2 separate regions of the Homo sapiens genome follow, and region 2 is linked to region 1. Evidence: chromatin contacts called from ENCODE Hi-C or POLR2A ChIA-PET data. All regions are on one chromosome and are shown on one strand. The core of a region is the stretch at or near the end of the contact, and the rest is flanking DNA. Distances in the headings are between cores, read along the strand shown. Region 1 holds the start of FAM98C (family with sequence similarity 98 member C). Region 2 holds the start of PAK4 (p21 (RAC1) activated kinase 4).

Region 1 (4,700 bases), core at 1,377-3,876:
CCTGGCCCTCATTCCTCCTCCCTGCAACTGCAGCCCCCACAACTGGGCCTCTCCAATTCTGCATGGTCCCCTGCCCACCACACCTCTGCCCGGTCACTCCAGTGGAAAGCAGATGTAGTGAGGTCAAGGCGCTTGAGGAGGAGGCAGCGGCGGCAGCGGTACTGATCTCTGAGGCTTTGGGACAGAGACTCCAACGCTTCCTGGGAGAAAAGGTCTCAAGGTCAGGCTAGGGGTCCCTCTCACTGCCACCTCTGATGAGGACACAGTTCACATTCAGTCAGTCGCACACAGTCTTACCCATCTGGGTGCATCTAGCGAGCAGCTGAGGAGGGGCTGCAGGGACCCTGGGGGCAGAGAAGGCTGCAGCTCTGAGATCTGATGGGAGAAGAAGTCAGAGGCCAACTGGGGCAGAGAGGATGGGCCCCTCTGTAAACTCAGCTCCCCACACCCCTGAGGACCTAGGCCACAGATGTGAGAATGCCAGTCACAGCTCCAGAAAAAACAGGCCAGTGGTTGGAATACTCCTTCCAGAAGTGGAGAGAGGACCCCCACCCCCACAAGGAAAGTGGGGTAGCCCAGGTCGGGAGGGGACTCTGACTCTCTACCTTAGCATGCAACTCCTGCAGCAGCTGGCTGGCGGGGGTCCCTGGTGCAGGTCTGGGCAGCCCCAGGGCTTGGAGGGTAAGGTCCAGTTCTTGGACCATGCCGGCTCCCTCCACTACCCCTTCACCAAGGGGTGGCCTAGGACTCGGATCCAGCAGAGAGCGGAGGCACAGGAGGCGGGTGGCTTGGAGCTCTGAGCAGAGAAAGCCTGAAAGTAATAAATGGGTGCTGTGCACTCAGGGAGGCTGCTACCCACTCATCCATCTTGGTCAAAAAGCTCCACTGATGGCCGGGTGCGGTGGCTCACACCTGTAATCCCAGCACTTTGGGAGGCAGAGGCGGGCGGATCACGAGGTCAGGAGATGGAGACCAGCCTGGCCAACATGGTGAAACTGTGTCTCTACTAAAAATACAAAAATTAGCAGGACATAGTGGTGAGTGCTTGTAATCCCAGCTACTCGGGAGGCTGAAGCAGGAAAATCGCTTGAACCAGGAAGTTGGAGGTTGCAGTGAGCTGAGATCATGTCACTGTACTCCAGCCTGGCAACAGGGCGAGACTCCATTTCAAAAAAAAAAGAGGCTCCACCGGCTTTAAAACCTCCACCTTTGCCCAGGCACAGTGGCTCATGCCTGTAGCCTGTAATCCCAACACCTTGGGAGGCTGAGGTGGGAGGATCGCTTGAAGCCAGGAGTTGAAGACCAGACAGGGCAACATAGGGAGACCCCACCTCCACTTAAAAACAAAACAAAACAAAATCCTCCACCTTCTAGTCCCCCCCACCTAAAGCCTTCCAGAGTAAGCCCCACCTTGAGACCCTGTCCCCTCCTACGAATTCCACTCCTGCCCACTTTGAAACCTCAAGCCTTCCTCCTAATCCAACCCACTTGAGCTCCTAGGCCCTCCAATTAAAATTCTAACCCCGGGCCGGGCGTGGTGGGCTCACGCCTGTAATCCCAACACTTTGGGAGGCCGAGGTGGACAGATCACCTGGGGTCAGGAGTTCGAGACCTGCCTGGCTAACATGGTGAAACCCCGTTTCTACTAAAAATAGCCGAGTGTGGTGTCGCGCGCCTGTAATCCCAGCTACTCGGGAGGCTGAGGCAAGAGAATCACTTGAACCTGGGAGGTGGAGGTTGCAGTGAGCCGAGATCACGCCACTGCACTCCAGCTTGGGTAACAAGAGTGAAACTCCATCTCAAAAATAATAATAATAAAATAAATAAAAAATAAAACGAAATTCTACCCCCGCCCATTTTAGAGCGCTCTGCTTGCCCCAACATGCTCACCCCACCCACCTCGTACCCTCTGGGCCGCCCCAAAGTTCTGACCACACCCCTTGGGAACCTCGATTTCCCCTAAAAAGTCAGAGCCCGCCGCTCCGGAGGCCATGGCCTTGCCACTTCTGCATCCCGGGACTCACGCAGCAGGCGCAGTCCGGCACCGGGTTCCCGAAGCGCAGCCGCGCCATCCCCGCCGCAGAGCGCGCGATCCGGGCAGTGCAGCTCCCGCAGCAGGCTGCCGAGCTGCCGCAGAAAGTCCTCCTCCGCGCCAGGGCCTGCGAGGACAGGGGTGTCAGGGCTCGGTGGCCCCGTGGCGGCCCCCCTGCCACCCTCCCGCTCCGTGTTTACCGTCGCCGGCGCTCAGCACCTCCGCGCCCGCCTCTCGCTGCTGCTCGAGGGCGCCCAGCGTCGCCAGCTCCGCCGCCAGCCGCACGCACAGCCCCCTGAAGTCTGGGCATGAGGCGCCCCGCGACGCCGCCCCCGGGACACCTCCATACCTGTGGGGACCGAGGCAGCGGGAGGGGGCGGGGATGTCACTGGGAATCCCTTTTCGTCCGCGTCCAGGGGGCAGACCTGGCCTTCCTGCACCCACCAGCCTCACCGCACACCCTTTTACCCCAGAGCCAGCAGGTCCTGGGCCACCGCGGCCCCCTCCCACGCTTCCGCCTTCACCGCCTCCATGAAAGTGTGGTCTCGGCGCGCCCCCTGGCGGCCGGTGGCAGGCTCCGCCCCAAAAGCGCCGCGCGCACGAGCTCCCCGCAGCGTCCGGCGGCACTGACCAATCGGCATCTTCCCGCGCAGGGGCTTGGGTGCTCCCATTGGCGCAGGAGGACGCCGAACCCGCCCCGGGGCCCGCCCGCCCCGCCCCTCGGCTAACCTGTCGGGGTTGTAGGAACGCCCCCTGGAGCTGTAAATTGCAGTGCGTTCGGGATCTCCGCTGTCAAGACAAGCTGGCGGCGGGTGTCACTGTTGCGGCGACATAAAAACAACTTCGGTGCCATTTTCCTTTTCCTCCCTCAGTTGTCTTCTGCTGGTGTTTTGTTGGTTTGTTTTTGAGGCAGATTTCGCTCTATCGTTCAGGCTGGACTGCAGTGGCGCCATCGCGGCTCACTGCAGTCTCGACCTTCTGGGCTCAAGAGATCCTCCCGCCTCAGCCTCCCAGCTAAATTTTTAAAAATCAGTCAGCCTTGGTGGCTTACACCTAGTAGCTGGGACCACAGGCGCAGACCACCGCGCCTGGCTGATTTGTTTTTAATTTTTTTGTAGAGACAAGGTTTCCTCATGTTGCCCAGCCTGGTTTCCAACTGCTGGGTTCAAGCGATCCGCCTGCCTCGGCCTCCCAAAGTGCTGGAATTACAGGCGTGAGCCACTGCAACCGGCCAATTTTTTTTTTTTTTTAAAGTTTTGTAGAGGCCGGGCACGGTGGCTCACGCATGTAATCCCAGCACTTTGGGAGGCTGAGGTGGGTGGATCACTTGAGGTCAGGAGTTCGAGACCAGCCTGGGCACATGGTGAAACCTCATCTCTAATAAAAATACAAAAATTAGCCGGGCGTGGTGGCACACGCCTGTAGTCACCACTATTTGGGAGGCTGAGGCAGGAGAATTGCTTGAGCCCGGGAGACACAGACTGCAGTGAGCCAAGATCGCGCCACTGCACTCCAGCCTGGGGACAGAGCAAGACTCCGTGTCAAAAAAGAAATAAAGTTTTGTAGAGAGGGGTCTAGCTATGTCGCCCAGGTTTGCCTCTAACTCCAGTGTTCAAGCAATCCTTCCCTCTCAGCCTTCCAAAGCTTGGGATTACAGGCTTGAGCCAGTGTTCCTGGCCCTGTCCTCTGCTCTTAAAGCAGCCCAGACGGAGTGGTGTTCACCCAACTCTGCCTAAAATCCAAAACTTCCTCCCTCCTTTCCACCTCAGGGTTTGAATTACATAAGGGACCCAGGAATCCCAGCACACCCCTCACACACCAGGCCCTCCTCATCGATCACGATGTGCCTGTTAGGCCTTCACTCCTCTCCCTCTTAGGCCTTGGAGTGAGCAGGTGCAATGCACCATAGTGGTTAAGAGATTACACCCTAGGAATCAGGCAAAGGGTTAGGGCTTGATTCTGTTACTCGCCAGCTCCATGTTCCTGCCAAATTGCTTCCCATCTGTATAATGGGGATAATAGTACCTACCTCTTAGAGTTGTTGCTGAGGATTAATTAGAGTTTCATATGTAAAAAGTGCTTAGCAGATATATAGGGAGTACTTAATAAGGAATAACTAATATATATACAGCATTTAATGTGTACTATTGGGCGAAGTATCTTATCTCTTTTACAGAAGAGAAAACTAAGGTTGAGAGAAGATAAGTCACAGAGTGAATTCATGGTGATGCCAAGGCTTGAAGATGAAATTCCAGACTCTATACTCTTAAACCACGGAACCTATTTCCACTGTTACTACTGCTGTTGTTTTGTTGCTGTTGCTAAGTAAACATTGTGTCAGATCTAATCTCTTCCTTACTGTATCCTGGTATCCAGTAGTTCCTAGACAATTCTGCTGGAAGTTGGGGGTGGACCAGGAGCCTGGAGGGAAGAACAGGGGTAGAACTTGTTCCTTAAGGGCAGATACGAGTAACCCCATAACCCTGTTTACCCCAAGGCAGGACACTTGGGGGGCTATTTTTTGACATAAATCAAATGTTAAAAATTGCCCAGAGGTGGGCCACAGTGGCTCACACCTGTAATCCCCGCCTTTCAGGAGGCTGAGGTGGGAGGATCGCTTGAGCCCAGGAGTTTAAGACCAGACCAGGCACCATAGTGAGAACATGTC
Region 2 (4,969 bases), core at 1,733-4,232, 720 kb before region 1:
ACTGCCACACCCAGGACAGAGGCTGCCCCTGGAAGGGAGGGAGGAGGGGGGGTGAGGAGGAGACCCTTGGCCTCTAACTGTATCACGGTGTGTTCTGTCCCAGGCCAGACGATGGCCGGATGCATGAGTGTTTCATTATACTGAAAGCCCTTTTTCCCCTAGCCAAACGTGTTGAAGGAATAAAAGTGGCAAATAAATCATTTGTCCCATGGCTGGTAAGTGACAAGGGAGGGACCTGAATATGGGTCTCCAATGCCCAAACCCTATCCTTCTTTATCTGTGCCAAACCCTGAGATGCTGAGTGAGCTGGCACTGCAAGGCTGGGAGGCTGGGCCAGCCTCAGAGGGCTGCCTGGCAGTGTGCCGGCTCCCTGACCCTGCCAGAGCCAGGTAGGGATGGGGTGGCTGCCAGAGAAAGCCAGGAGGCAGGTGGAGCGAGGGCCTCCACTGTCTCTGAGGCCCTCCCCAGGCAGTGGTGGGGTGGCAGCAGCAGCAGCAGCAAGACTAATGCTTACACAGCAACTACTGTATGCCAGGCCTTGGGCCAAGGCTCTCTAGCCTGCATCCTCACAGCAATTCTATGAGGCAGCGCTAACACTATGCCCATCTTGCAGAAGTGGAAACGGAGGTCCTCACATGCTCTGTGAGTGATGGAGAGGGGTGTGTACCAGGCATCTCTGGCCCAGCACTGCTTTCTGAATCACGCTCCATCAAGGCCTCAGGCAGCTCCACACATACAGGTACTCCTCAGCCCTCCCCTGCTCCCACCGTCCCTCCAAAGCTGAGTCCCCTCAGCGTCTTGCCCTGAACCTGCACAGGCTACGTGTTGCCCAGATCCCCAACTGTGCACCCGAGTCCTGACCTCCAGTCATGCCAGGGCCTCTGCACACACTGCTCCTCCTGCCTGGTAAGCCCATTCCCAGCCCTCCTCCCCATCCTTCAGAGCCTTCCCAGGGGAAAGGGACTCAGGCTTCAGCCCAGGGTAGGGGCACTCTCCCGGCTCTCTGAAGATGCCCTCGCAAGCCACATCACCGTTTGCAGAGACGCAGTCTTGTGTCACTGGCTTGGGGGCTGGTTCCACTCTGCTCCCACCAGGGAACTGAGTGCCCTCTGAGGCTAGGGGCTCTGTGGATCTCGTCCCCTGCCACACTCCCAGCACCCGGCACAGTGCCCAACAGTCAACCCCCAGCAATGTCACATCCTCTGCAGGCCAGGCAGGGCTTCAGTGGGGACCGAGGCAAGGAACCCCACAGAGCAATTCCACCATGCACCCTAATAATTAAGGTAAGGAGGGAGGTAAGGGCTGGTCAGATGAGAGAAAAAGAGCCTGCAGCAAGGCGAGCCAGGGTGGTCCCGGGCCAGCTGAGAGTGAGCGACCCGTCAGTGAGAGAGGGCAGGGTGGGGAAAGGATTCCCAGCAGAAGGAACAGGAAGGTCAAAGACCGGGCGGGAGGCATGGGCCTGGAGTTGGAGAACAGTAAAGGGGCTGGGGAGAAATGGGCAGAGCCATAAGAAGTGAGGTGGGAGTGACTAAGGACCACAGTGAGAGCTTAGGGTTTTAAGAACAGTGAACACCCCGCTCTGCCCAGGGTACCACCCAGGGACACTCTCCCCAGTCAGAAGCCCGTCGGACTCCCTTGCTCGGACTCCAGACCACCTACAAACACCCTACTCCCATAGGCTCACAGGAATCTTCCCTGCCAGATCACACCCTTCCAAGGAAACCAAGCAGACAATCCGATCCGCCCAGGGAGTGGCCCAGCCCTGCCCAGCCCCCTGCTTCCAGGAGAGACCTAATGGCTGGCAGCGGACAATGTGGCGACCAGGGGCAGGAGCCCTGGAATCACCCAGGCCCAGCTTCGATTCTAACTCTGCCTTCAGCAGAAGCTTCTGAGCCTCATTTTTCCCGTCTGTAAAGTAGGTTCATCTTGAGCACTCACTTCACAAGATTGCAGCAGGAGTGAAATACGACCGGGCACACAGGGCGTGGAGCACAGTGTGAGCCCTCATTAAACATTAACCGACATTATGATGATTTGAGAGGCGGTCGGCCAGAGCAGGGCTCTGGGCCAGAACTCCGGAGTTAGAATCCCAGCGCACAACTTATGCATCGGGTGACCTTGTGCAAATCACTTAACCTCTTAATACCAGGTTAAGACCCCCTAAGACTATAGTGAGGACTGAATAAGCTCATACAAGTAAAGCGTTAAAAAGAGGGTCTAGCCCATAGTGTTTCATGAGTGTTTGCCATTATTATTTGTGGGAGGGTTCCCCCTTCTCCTGTCACCAGGAAGCATCTCTGACCCGGCCCCCCCCCCCCCCCCCGTCCCCCGCAATACGCCCTCCTTGGGTTTTAATTTTTGACTCTGGGAAACAGCTGCCCCGCTGTCAGATTCTCACCTTTGTACCTTCTAGGCACGCCCCAGCTTTGAACCCCTAAAAGACGCCCCCGAACCTAAAACTCATTCATCTGCTCCGCTAGGGGCAGCTTTAAACCTCCAACCTGGCGCCCCTGGGGCTGTGACCTCTGACCCTCGTGGGGGCAGCCTTCCCTCAAATTATTAACTTTGACCCTGCCTTTTTTGAGACTCGCCCAGAACCCCTCGAACGCGCCCCCACTTCGAATTTCAAACTTTGCACTCCCCTTCGCCACGCCCCCTTCGCTGGTTTGATCTCCGACCTCCACTACAACTCCCTCCAGTCTGCGTTAACCCCCGACCCCTCGGACGCGACCCTTCCCTCCACCAGTGACCTTTGACCCCGGCGGCCCCGCCCCCCTCCTCGCGGAAACGCCGTCCCGCCGCCAGCGCCCGGCCCACCGCAAGCCCCTGGCCGGACCCCTTATCCTACCGGCTCGGCGCCGCAGTCGCTCGCGGCCTAACTGCTCGACCTGGAACTCCGCGCCCTCGCGCCTCCCTCAGCTCTCTTGCACCGCCACCACCGCGGACACTCCCGCCGCCATGTTGAATCCCCAACGAACATCCGGGGCTTTCCCCCCTCACCGCCCACCAGTCCCCATAGCAACGAGGCTGACCGGGCAGTGGGCAGGGCCAGTGCGGGGGCGGAGTCGGGCGCCTCTCAGGGCCCGCTCCAGCCTCCGATTGGTACAGAGCGTCCAATCGGAGACCTTCGGGCAGAAAATGCCAAGCGGGGATTGGAAATTTTGGAAAAGGTGCGGGAAGGCTGGCTCCCGGCCCACTGAGGTCCTTAAAGGGGAAATGACTGTTTTCGTGTGATACCGATTTTCTAACTTCCCCCCCAGAAGGAGTTAGGGGCTGGGAGAAAGTAATGAGTTAATGGGCAGAAACAGTTCTTAAGCACTTACTAGGAGGCAGGCACCGGGATAAGTGTTTTACTTGCATTTTCTCGCTGCATATACAACCCTGTGGTATAATATCATTAATACCCATTTTACAGATAAAGAAACAGAGGTTCAGAGGGTGAAATAGCTGGCTTAGCATCATAGAAAGAAGGTAATGAGTTTTGAACGCTGGTCTGTCTGAGCCCGGGAACCTGAGACTGTTTGCTCTTCAATTTTTAAATAAGTTTTTACGAAGTAATTGGTCAAAATATTGAAAACAAACAGCAGACATCTTCTTTAAAAATTTTTTTAAATTTTATTTTTACTTATTTATTTGTCTTGAGATAGAGTTTCGCTCTTGTTGCCCAGGCTGGAGTGCAATGGCGCGATCTCAGCTCACTGCAACCTCCGCCTCCCGGGTTCAAGAGATTCTCCTGCCTCAGCCTCCTGAGTAGCTGGAATTACAGGCGTCCACCACCACACCCAGCTAATTTTTTGTATTTTTAGTAGAGACAGCGTTTCACCATGTTGGCCAGGTCGAACTCCTGACCTCAGGTGATCTATCCGCCTCGGCCTCCCAGAGTGCTGGGATTACACGTGTGAGCCACCAAGCTGGCCTTTTTCTTTTATTTTTAAAGAGAGAGTTTTGTTGTGTTGGCCAGGCTGGTCTCGAACTCCTGGGCTCAAACTATACTCCTGCCTCGGCCTCCCAAAGTGCTGGGATTGCAGGCGTGAGCCACTGCGCCCGGCCAGACATCTCTCCTCCTGGATCTTATTCACTGGACTCCAGCCTTCATGCTGTTCCTGAACTCTTGTCAGGTGCGCTCTCACCTCACAGTCTTTGCACTGGTTGTTCCTCTGCCTGGAACATACTCTTCCCCCAGGTATCCTTATCTCTCCCTCCCTTTTTTCAGGGCTTTACACAGATGTCACTTTCTCTGTGAACTAATTCCCTCGCTCACCCTAAGGAAAGCAGCAAACATCCCTCTCACATACTACCAAACTCTGTCTGCTTTGTTCTTATTTCTCACTCCTAATTGTAGTTATTGCTTGTTGGTTGTCTCCTCTGCTGGAATGTCAGCCCCATGACAACATGGATTTCTGTCTTTGTTCACTGCTGCATTCCCAGTGCCCCAGCACTGTTGGCATGTAGATGCTCAGTAAACATTGGTGGAAGGGCTGTTTGAATGCGTGGTAATTCCACCCCTTCAGAGATACTCTTAAATGTTTGGTGCTTCTCCTCTGCCCCAGAACAGCCACATAGTAGGCATTTAATTAATTTCTACTAATGTCGGTGGCAACAATGAATGAATGATTGAATGATGAGTTAATTTTTCTTTATGTTTACCTATCTTTTTTCTTTTTATTTGTTCATTCGTTTTTTTTTTTGTTTGTTTTGTTTTTTGTTTTTTTTTTTTTTTTTAGATAGGGGTCTTACTCTGTCGCCCAGGCGGGATTGCAGTCTGAAACTCCTGGGCTCAAGTGATCCTTCCAACCTAGCCTCTCAAGTAGCTGGGACTATAGGCATAAGCCACCACACCGGCTAATTTTCTTTCTTTCTTTCTTTTTCTTTCTTTCTTTCTCTTTCTTTCCTTCCTTCCTTCCTTCCTTCTTTCTTTCCTCTTTCTTTCGACAGAATCTCACTTTGTCACCCAGGCTGGAGTGTAGTA

Evidence for each region. A loop is a pair of places that touch in the nucleus more often than their neighbours do. ChIA-PET counts read pairs that join two places held with the same protein, here RNA polymerase II (POLR2A). Pooled maps may share reads with other maps.
Region 2: a pooled map shows a loop between it and region 1 (6-fold over the local background). The contact joins the promoter of PAK4 here to the promoter of FAM98C in region 1. A Hi-C loop is called at or near these places in 1 of 168 maps with a recorded cell type or tissue (mammary epithelial cell) and 10 of 50 pooled maps. POLR2A ChIA-PET finds 5 or more read pairs at or near these places in 2 of 52 experiments (AG04450 and activated T-cell).

Annotation. Positions count from the first base shown.
Region 1 is chr19:38,401,019-38,405,718 of GRCh38, reverse strand. FAM98C (family with sequence similarity 98 member C) reads right to left here and starts at 2,626. Exons shown (of 8, transcript NM_174905.4): 1 at 2,501-2,626; 2 at 2,233-2,381; 3 at 2,025-2,159; 4 at 606-811; 5 at 298-375; 6 at 84-200. The coding sequence starts at 2,565. RefSeq lists silencers at 2,120-2,319, 2,510-2,839.
Region 2 is chr19:39,123,799-39,128,767 of GRCh38, reverse strand. PAK4 (p21 (RAC1) activated kinase 4) reads right to left here and starts at 2,982. Exons shown (of 10, transcript NM_005884.5): 1 at 2,849-2,982.